2 separate regions of the Mus musculus genome follow, and region 2 is linked to region 1. Evidence: chromatin contacts called from ENCODE Hi-C or POLR2A ChIA-PET data. All regions are on one chromosome and are shown on one strand. Each heading gives the region's core, a stretch centred on a gene start or an enhancer-like site at or near the end of the contact. The rest is flanking DNA. Distances are from core to core; before and after follow the strand shown. Region 1 holds the start of Slc4a4 (solute carrier family 4 (anion exchanger), member 4). Region 2 overlaps Slc4a4 (solute carrier family 4 (anion exchanger), member 4).

Region 1 (5,348 bases), core at 219-2,718:
TCTAAGGTACAATAATGACTGGAAAGTATTTCGCTAATGTGACAAACACAAGGACCAGGGTTCTTAGAAACATTTATTTTTAAGTCTTTGAGCCGCTGAGCACAGGACTGGCTGCCAGAGAGAATCTCTTCAAATCACAGTGAGTATAGGCACTAGTGAGCAATACACACTTCCATTCAGATAATATCGCAACCCTAAGTCCCTGATTAAGAAAGGGAAGTTCGATGCAGCGCCTTAAGAAAGAGCCTTTCCAGGATTCGAGACTGTGTTATTGCAGCCCAGCGTCGGGGAGTTCTCACCCAGAGCAAGTCTGTCTAGCACTGAAGTGAAAAGGGAGAGAGAAGTTAAGTGGCAAGGGGAAGAGAAAGGTGCTTTGAGCACTTGAACTTCAGACTGGAAGAACTTGCTGCAGGCAATCTTGCTGAGAAGGTGGGGCCTCTAGGAGTGGAGAAAGGCAAAGCTACACCTTTACAGGGAACCGAGAAGGGCTCTACTTGCTAGAGCCAAGGCAGACATGCTTTCTTGGCGTTTCCCAAGTTGAGGGGTTTTCTTTTCCCCTTTTGTTCTCGGAGAACTTTCCTCTTTGTGGAGCCCGCTGCAGTTAGTTGCTGTCGCTCGGTGGCTGTTCTTAACAGACTGGCAAAGGCTGAGGGCAATGCACTTAAGAAAGGAATCACCTGTCCTTGCCAAGATGCACATGCTGCCCAGTACCTGAGAGAGAGCTCCACGGTCGCCAGCCCACAGAAATCCCAGTTTAACCTCTGACTCCCCCCACCCCCTTGCAAATAAATGTGTGCCGCTTGCAGAGAATCTGCCTGACTCACCCCCGCCTCCGGCGTGCCAGGGAGAGATGCAAGTGCCCGGTCCTGGAGCGGACAGTGAAGTAGGGACCACGGCCTCGATGGCACTATTGCCCCAACCTCCAGAGCTTAAGGATCTGGAGGTGTGTCCCCCCTCAAGCAGGTTCCCAGCCACACCGCGACCACCCGGGCTCAAGGAAACACAGTGTCACTGCTCTTGAGCCCAGCCCGGGCGTCTACTGGCCCCACAGTCGTGGCAACAACGCCCGGTTACGTGCAGGCGGCTATGCAGTAGGGGGAAAACAGAACCACCCAAAGTCGTCATCTGAACGCTTAGACAGAATAAAAAGTACTTTTTCCGCAGCAACAGCAGCGGTGTCCACACTTCTCCGGCGCCCAGCCCAGGGGATGCCTGGCCCGCCACTGACCTCTCTCTCTCTCTCTCTCTCTCTCTCTCTCTCTCTCTCTCTCTCTCTCTCTGCGTCCCTCCCTGGACGCACCGAGGCCGCCCGCGCGCCCTGCGGGACTGCCACCCAGTGCCCACCCCGCGGGCGAGGCATGGGGACGTGGCCGACCCTCCCTGCCACCGCTTGGGCCACTCACCTCCTGGGGTCGGGCTTCCGTCGCTCCTCCAGCTTGGCGACCGAGTGTGAGGCTGCAGCGGCCGCCGCCGCCGCTGCCGCCGCCGCCGCTTTCGCCGCCACCTCGGCCGCCGCCGCCACCTAAGCTCTGCCCCGCGCGCCGCCGGGGCTGGGAGGCGGGGGAGCGCGGGGACCCGGGCGGCGTGGGCTGGGAAGTTGGCGCGGCCGGTCGCAGAGCGCGCGGGGCAGCGGTCGCAACTTTGGCGCCGGGTGGGTGGCTGCGCACTGTGCGTCGGGGAGGCGGCCGAGGGGCGAGGGTGGCCGCGGGAGGGTCGGCCCCGCGGGGAGGGATCGGCGACGCGGAGCAGAGGTGCTGGCCTCGGGGAGGGGACGGCGGCGGCGGGGCGGCTCCGCTCTACTCTGCCTCCCGCAGTTCCCGCGTGTGCGCCCGGCTCTCTGTGTGGCTGCCGGGAACCGACGCTGCAGCCGAGGCCGGGCTCGGGGATGGGCTAGGCGGCCGAAGCTGTGCGGCGAGCGCGAGCCCGCGATCCATATTTAAAGCGGCGAGTGGCCACGGCCGGCCCCCTGCCCTGCCCTCGCTCGCGCCCGCCCGGCCCCCTCGGCTCCCGGCCGCCGCTCCGCGTCAGCCGCCCGAGCTTCGGAGGAGGGGAGGGGCCTCTGGCTGCGCCGCCCTCGCCGGGGGCTCAGCACGCTGCGCCCTCCCGGGGCTGGAGGGGGCATCTGGCCCCCGACCCCGCAGTCTCGCCTTGCCAGGCTTCTCGCAACCAGAGATAGGTTCAACTTTTCACCCAGATGGCCTCAGTCCCCCCACATGGGAAGAACCTGAAGTTGCCTGCCCAGATCATTCCGGATGCTACTCTACAAAACTTGGCGTGTGTTGGTAAAGAAAGTGTTGTCAGCGCCCATATCAAGTCACCAGTCATCTTTTTTGACAAAGAATGTCTGGGGGACACAGGAGTGTCATTGGTGGCTTATGTCTGAATTAAGGAAACACCCTCAGCCATCTAAGCCAGGTTCTTACATTTGCAAAATGATCTTTCATATTTACTATGCTGATGAAACTAATTAAATACCCCCTTGCCAAGCAAATCACAATTATGTCAATAGCCCAGTACGACTGCCGTCAGTCCTTTAAGGTGTGAGCAGTTGCCAGCACAGACACTATCTAATGTTCTGAAAACTCCTGTAGAGTGGCCATTTAATGGGCTTATGCCGCATATCATATGGTGCAAGCATGTCTGTGTTTCCTGTTCATGCATTTTGTATGTGAAAGTCACCGTTGAGCCACCCAAATACATAAGCACGGGAGAAGTCACTTCACATACTAACTCTTGCTTCCAACACTTCTAACATAGGTAATAAGATGCTTGAGAAGGGGGACTTTGGGTGTAGAGGTAAAATAGGTTAATAGTAGAATCACTATTTTTCTTCCTTTCCTTTCCTTTCCTTTCCTTTCCTTTCCTTTCCTTTTCTTCAGTATCTAGAACTAAAGAAGATACATGGTGTCTCCCCTGGGGTTGGAGAAGCAGATACAGAGGTTGTGTTTGGGGAAAGCTGGTGTGTATAAAACCCTTACTCAACACTCAGCAAGCACTGGGAACCACCCCAAGTTGCCTAATGTCTGAAATTAAAATGCACTAATGTCATGTGTTTGGCTGTTGTCATTTCTGGCTTACGTTCATGTTCACACATTCTACAAAACCTACGGCAGCGATAGGGGCAATTGAGAAGTGAAGGTGGAACAAGACATGATCTTTAAATCCCCCCTGAGCAATTATATTTTGTCTCTAGGCTAATGTTTAAAGTAACTGTCACTCCTAAACACACAGCAAGACTCAGCAACCCCAAAGCTCATGAGCAAAAAAAAGAAATCACTTTTGTATTAAGAATTTGCCACTGCTGATCAGCAGTTTTTCATGCTGTGGATTATGTATTTCAACATAGCTGGCAATTTCTCATTATAGTCGTGAACCAGCCATGAATAGTCAGCTTTAGTGACTGTCTGAGAAAGGAAAAGTCCAAGAAACACATTTCCCATGTGCTTGGCTGCAAAATACGTCAAAATGCCCTTCATGCAAATTGATAGGTAACCCCTGGAGGCACCTTATTATCAAGATTGGCAAGAATTTGCCCTGTAAGGGGGTACAGAGCTGGTGAGCAGGGTGGGGGTGGGAGGCGAGAATGAGTACTGTGGAGTGAAATTTGGTATGTGTCTTAAATTAATGAGAAAAGAATTGGCCTTGGCTGACAGCCTGCTAGCCCTGTTATCACTCTCCACTTGGTGTTTGCGATCCCACAATTAAAAAGGCATGTTCCATTTCCTTTCCTATTGATTACTGTCCAGTAATAGAGATTCGTGTGCTTTCCTTGGAAAGGTCATGATTAACTTTTTTTTAACTCTGTGTGTGGTCGGTCACCTTTGCTTTTGCCATTCCAAGCAAGGACAATAAATACTGATCGTCTTGTTTTTGGTTTTGGTTTTGGTTTTTTTTTCCCCCTCCGAACTTGTCCTAACATATGCCCTATCACCTTTGATTCCTATAAACACAGAGAAAGATTAATTTGCTCTTTTTCTCCTATGGCTCACAAAGTTTGAGGATGAAAAGAGCAAACAGAAAAGTCTGGGTGTGGTAGAGCATACCTGTAATTCAACATGGAAGACGGGCTTCAGGCCAGCCTGGGCTACAGAGTGAGCCCAAAGGCAGCCTGGAATATATTGTAAGACTTGTCTCAATAAAACAACACAATAAAGGAAATAAGAGGTCCTGGGCTTTAGCTCAATAGTAGAATGCCTGCATAACAGGAGCAAGGTCTGGGTTGAATATCCAGGGGAAAAAAAGAAAGAAAGAAAAGATTGGTGGAATTAGTATAATCCTAACTGGTAATGGCTTGTTTGGTTTCTGCCCAATAGTTCCCTGTGCTTTATAGCCTTCTGAACTACCTACCCATTTACTATTTAGTTTATTAATCAAGTTTCTTTCCCACCTATGGTCCTAGTAGAGACACAGAGAAAACTTCCTGCAGGAAGCTTTGTTAGAATGACAAGCACCATCTAGTGGCGGCAGGTGATGAAGCCTCCTGCCTCAGATAACACAGATAAAAAGTTCTGAGGCCCTAGCCCTGGGCCCATCAATGTACAGCATCAAAGGAGAGCATGATACATACCAACATTACACAACTAGTAGGCTTGCTGTTAATCGTGGAGTGGAAGTAGGCCACGGAGCTGCCCTGCAGATAGGATTATCACAGTAGAATTTTTCTCAGTCTTTGTGTAATTTTGACTAGGTCCTAAAGACTTCTGTATTTAAGTTGCTTTTATTTCATAGAATAAAATTTTAAAAAAAAAGTGGTGCTTGCTGCTACTTATTCACTAGACAGTAGAACCTATAAGCATATTTTATTAGAATCTTTTCATTATTTTATCAGGACAGAAAAATAGCAGTACTATTGAATTTATCCCGAAGTTATAAAAATAAATGTAACATTCAGACAAATCTCCTAAGAGACCTGTACTGCCTGGTTTTATGTGTCAATTTGACACAATCGAGAGTCATCAGAAAGAAAGGAGTCTCAGTGGAGGAAATGCCTACATGAGATCCTGCTGTAAGGCATTTAGTCATCTCAGTAGGGATCAGTGGAGGAAGGCCTAGCCCATGGTGGGTCCTGAGTTCTATAAGAAGGCAGGTTTAGCAAGCCACAGGAAGCAGGCCAGTAAGTAGCACCCCTTCGTGGCCTCTGCATTAGCTCTTGCCTCCAAGTTCCACCCTGCTTGCATTCCTGTCCTGACTTCCTGGAAGTGTAAGTGGAATAAACAGTTCCCTCCTCAACTCGCTTTTTTAGTCATGGTGTTTCATCTCAGTAATAGAAACCCTGGCCCTAACTAAGACAAGACCTAAACAAAAATGAGGTAATGGATACACTGTATCTTGTTGCCTACAGAAGTTAA
Region 2 (4,799 bases), core at 413-2,912, 43 kb before region 1:
ACATGGAAGTCAGAGAGAGCAGACAAGCCCACCGGAAAACTGAGAAGGACGGAGATGGGAAAGCCAAAGTTGGATTTGGCCAATAGGGAGGATGCAGGTGCCTATTACAGACCCCCTTGAAACAGGCCACTCTCGGTGCTGGGGGAGAGAGGAACAGAGAGGGTGCTCGTCTGTTCCTTCTTCTGTTTTTTACCTTCCTCCAGTGAGGAGGAGAGTAAATATTAACTGAGTATCTACTGTGCACCCTGCATACTTCCAGACACCAGGGACACACAAACCACGTCTACCTTCTCGAAGACATCTTCTGGTGCTCAGGGAACAGTCCAAAGTGCAAGGAGCCACCGGCTACCCAGCATTTGTGCACACAGATAAGGAGGACGTCGCAATGAGAACATTTTCCTAAACTCCTCAGAAGCACGACAGAATCCCAGAGCACTGCATGTACCCTAACTTTTTTTTTTATCCTCCCTCCGGAAAATAGAACTAACCCCAGGTCAGTCAGCATGCTGAGTCCAACACAACCGACTGTAGACGCCATTTTGGACCCTCTTATCCATCAGGCAGGATCTTAAAGCATCCTGTTGTCTCTTGATATATTTTCTAAACCTAGATATCGAAGCTTGTTCCAAAAATTATATGCCACATGTAAAGCAAAAGGGAAGCAAGAAACCCAAGAGATTGGAAGGGAAGGTAAAAAGGTCAGCACCCAAGCCCTCCGGCCAAGTTGAGAAAACAACCCAACCCCACCGTCTGAGCACGGAGTGGGGGTCACGCTGGGTGCATTCCTTGGCTCTTTGGTGCATATTTCACATTCCCGTCAAGACTATACATAGCAAGTCATCAGAGCCTCGTTTTCTCTGACGGCTCATACAGAATGCCCACAAATAGGCCTCTTCTCTGCCAAAAAGGAGCGAGTGAAACAGGGCAAAAGCACACAGCCTGGCGGCGTTCCTCTTCCTCAAGAGCAAAGTCATCCTGATGCCTTTGGCCTTCTGCACGGGGCAGAGGCAGTCCCTCCTCTTTACATGACAAATATCAGTTATTCAGCCTTACATTTCTTAGCAGTTGCTGGCTATTATTAGTAAGACAGAGAGAGATACCATGTAAAGTGGCTGACCTAACCAGTTCCCCCCTCCCTCTATAAATCACTAGGAAGAAATTAACTCATCCAGTCCGTAATCAGGCCCCCAAATCTGTCCTTTAAAATGTCCTTCGCACGTGCCCTGCATTTGCTGAAATCAGAGAAGGAAGCATACTGTTGCTCACATAGCCAGCGTGAGGCAAAATGCAGAGTGGCTCTGGAAGCTCCTTACCAGCCTCAGGGGTGAGGGAGGGCAAGCTTCATATCACATGGCCTCTGATTGGAGAAGTTAAACCCCTTCTATACAAGTCCAGACCCATGGTGAGGGGAAAAGGTGGGGGGAGGGGGTTCTAAATCTCCATTTTTCTGGGATAGCAAAATGCTTTAACTGGAACCCATGTCAAATCATCTGCCAAATGGGCAGGTTCTCACCAGCCGGTCCTAATCACGGAGCAGGCCTGTGAGGGTGACTTAAGTCCGGCACGAGAAACATTTGTGCAAAACTGTCAGCCACTAGGCCCAGAGCACCCATCCACATTCCAGCCCTCTGAGATCCCACCCCCCCTGAGCCCTTGCCAACTGCCAACGTGCTCGCAGACTAGTACTCACAGCGCAAGCAGCTGCCACTCAGCCAGTCAGCAAGTGGCAGGCCGCCAGCGCACAAGCTTCAAGAGCACCAGCCTGCTAGTCCCAGGGCTGTTAAAGGTTGAAGGTCTACGGGTATGCTAGCCTTTAGATTCGCCTCACTTGCCCTCCTGTCTCCCTCTCCCATGCTTCCCTATCGCGCCTCCCACGGTAGCAGTTCACTCGTCTCTATGGTAACAGCATCTGGTTTCAGAGTTAGAACTTCATGCAGCACAGTTCTCTCTTAGCCTGGGGCTTTTGCCAAGAGGTGCACTAGCAAAAAGGCTGCTGCCTGAGTTGGAGCCACCTGTTTCCCTGTCACCCCGGGAATGACAGTTATGCTGCGTGTCCTCGGATTGTGGCATCTATTTTGTGGAACGAACACTTTAACCTCAGCATGCTCTCCACAGTATAGAGGGGCTGTGCTAGAGCTGGCAGCCAGCGGTATCCAGAGCCAGCCTATCTCCCCCACAGTCTCTGTTGTCAGGGACTTCTGCCTGCTTCCAGAGGTGGCACCAGGGAGCAGAATGACTCCGGCTGTCAGCATGTCCAAACTAGAGTTTGACATCACTGGTTCAATCAGTGCACGCAGCTTCAATTTTATTAGTTAACCTTGTATTTAAACATTATATTCTATCCTCGCCATTTGGTTTGTTGATGACATCCAATGAACCCATCACCTCTCCATTTATAGAAGCTTTTCTGTACCCAGCATATGCTAAACAATTCTGCACTCACATGCCCTGAGGCACAGATATGTATAAAACGTGGAAAAATACCGAGAGTGAAGACTTTTATATCAGCCATTGCTGTTGTGGTAATTATGAACAGTGTTGCTGGGGAATTTTGCTTACAGTCTAAAGGTATCACAAAGCTCAAACCTCAAAACTAGGCTCTCCCGGCTCTTTGGCTGACCTTAAGTCAGATAAAAGATAGAACATAGCACACCACAGATTTCTACTCCAGAACAGCACAAAAATGCCTAAACAATGTTCCCCTGTCCTCCTCACTTCTAAGAGGTAGAGAATCATTCTTTATTATAAGCTCGCTGCAAACACGATGTTTTCTTTTGTTTTTTGTTTTTTTGTTTTTTTTTTAACCAACAGCATTTTTATCGGTGCTTTTGTTACTTTGTAAAATGTGCTGTCCGTATTTGCGAGGTGTATATAAAGAGCAACATACAGCTGTCAGAGTCCTGGGTGACAGAGCCATCTCAGCTCTGTAAAGTGCACTGCCATCTTTTGGCAACATGTGTTCACTACAGCCGATGGATGGCAAGAGGAGAAGGAAGGAAAGTTTGTAACCATTCCCTTCCCAAGTTCACAGAGGTCCCTGGGGGGCCTTGTGTCCCCACAGGAAGTGAGGAAGAACAACGGTGGTCACTGGCTTAACCATGCACAGTGCTGAAGCTCTGGAGAGATATATTAAGAAAAGGAAGAGAGAGATCGGCACAGCAAAGCTGACAAACGTGGTTGATCACAGCTTTGTCTCCCACAGACCAACAGGTCACATGTAGAGTAAGCCGCCCTCCCAACTCAGGAGCTCCCTAATCAGCCTGGTCATTGACACAGGCCGAGGGCCAGGGAAACGTGGCCCCACATGAAATCAGATTTTAGGCTAAAGTAAAAGTAAAACTGCAACCCAGAGCAGGAGCATGCTGCACATAATTCTAGACTTACAAACTGCCTTACAAGTTCCTTTGTACTCTTGGACACTTGTCCCGGAGAAATGAAAGCTTACATTCATACAGAAACCTGTCTGTGAGTGTTCATGGTAGCTTTATTCCTAATAGCTAAGAACTAGACCTGGCCCAAGTACCTTTCTATAGGCAAATGGTTATGGTTTAAAAGCTATAGTTCATCCATATCATGGACTATGGCTTAGTGGTAAGCAAGGAGAAGCCACTGATTCACACACTAAAACAATGTATCTATAGGGGCTTATGCTAAGACAAAGACTCAGATGTTGTACAATTCATTTACATAACACTTCTGGAATGACAGCTTTTCCATATAAAGGACCCGACCTGAAGTTTCTTGGGATTAGAGACGGGAGTGTTGGTGGCTATGAATGAGTGGTACAGCAATGGATGTGGTCCCAGCTTAACTCTGCATCTTATCCTCCATGGTGACAGGAACATGGATCTACACAGATAATAAAAACATACAGACTGCAGACAGAGAGAGGAGAAGACGAATAAAACTGGGTAGATCTGAAGAGTTCCTTGAACTCCAGAAGTGGAAATACAAGTTATGCTATAGTTTTCTAAAGCGCTAATCAACATGGAGCAAAACTGGCCAAGTGTAGGGTTTGTCCTCCAAAAGTAATTTCTCTATTTCTCCTCAGCTATGCCTTCCAATCTACAACTGAGTCAAAATTCCAACTAAGATGTATTCACTTATCATCCTGGACATATTATTTTGCTTGGTGGTTAGGTGCAGATGGAATTGAGCGACACTGAGCGTAACCTCTTTAGTAACTGTGTCTTTGGACAGTGAACAAACCCCATTCAGCATCTCTTTCCAAGAAGCCTACAGCAGTTCATGCTGGTTAAATAAGTCCCTGAAATAACCAAGTCCAATTCATCGTAATGTTCCTACACGAAATTTGTAGGAACCAGATAAGATACTAAGATCTGAATAATCCATAAACCAAGGGCTAGAAATCCGTCCCAACGAGAGTTGGTTCGCATGTGTGCCTTTGAACTCTCCCCTTGAATCTTCTCCAAGTTGGGGCAGGGCCTCCCAAGCTCTGTGCCCAGGTTGCCACCTGAGCTCTGACAGTCTGGACCAGACTATTTAACAAAAGCCAAGGCCTGAAATGGCAAGAGGTCCATATGGGCTCTAGGGATAAGAAAGCCACTGGGATCCAAAGGGAGAGTCCTCTGCAAGGACATAGCATGCTATCGGTGAGACTGCTGGGAAGGACACCCATGCTAACCAGAGAATGACAGCCTGGTGCTGAGGACATTCCCCGGACTCAGTCTACACTCACGTTTAATGTTTAATGGGCTTCCTGGGTCTCATGTTGCCTGAAGCACCTGCTCTTTCAATGTCTTCTTAAGATTTTTCCTGCCAGGCAGAAGACAGAGGCT

The links. A loop is a pair of places that touch in the nucleus more often than their neighbours do. ChIA-PET counts read pairs that join two places held with the same protein, here RNA polymerase II (POLR2A).
Region 2: a map of heart shows a loop between it and region 1 (2.7-fold over the local background). The contact joins the enhancer-like site here to the promoter of Slc4a4 in region 1. A Hi-C loop is called at or near these places in 7 of 37 maps with a recorded cell type or tissue (gastrocnemius, heart and left cerebral cortex). POLR2A ChIA-PET finds 5 or more read pairs at or near these places in 1 of 5 experiments (Patski).

The regions. Positions count from the first base shown.
Region 1 is chr5:88,883,380-88,888,727 of GRCm38, reverse strand. It overlaps Slc4a4 (solute carrier family 4 (anion exchanger), member 4), which reads right to left and starts at 1,468. Exons shown (of 27, transcript NM_001359211.1): 1 at 1,404-1,468.
Region 2 is chr5:88,926,859-88,931,657 of GRCm38, reverse strand. All of the region lies in intron 1 of Slc4a4 (solute carrier family 4 (anion exchanger), member 4), which reads right to left. Among named protein-coding and RNA genes, the nearest start is that of Slc4a4, 42 kb to the right of the region's middle. Within about 2 kb of position 1,662, at least 1 of the 3 ENCODE cell types and tissues checked has a DNase peak (open chromatin) inside an H3K27ac peak, as active enhancers do; it is heart, where a contact is called at or near this core.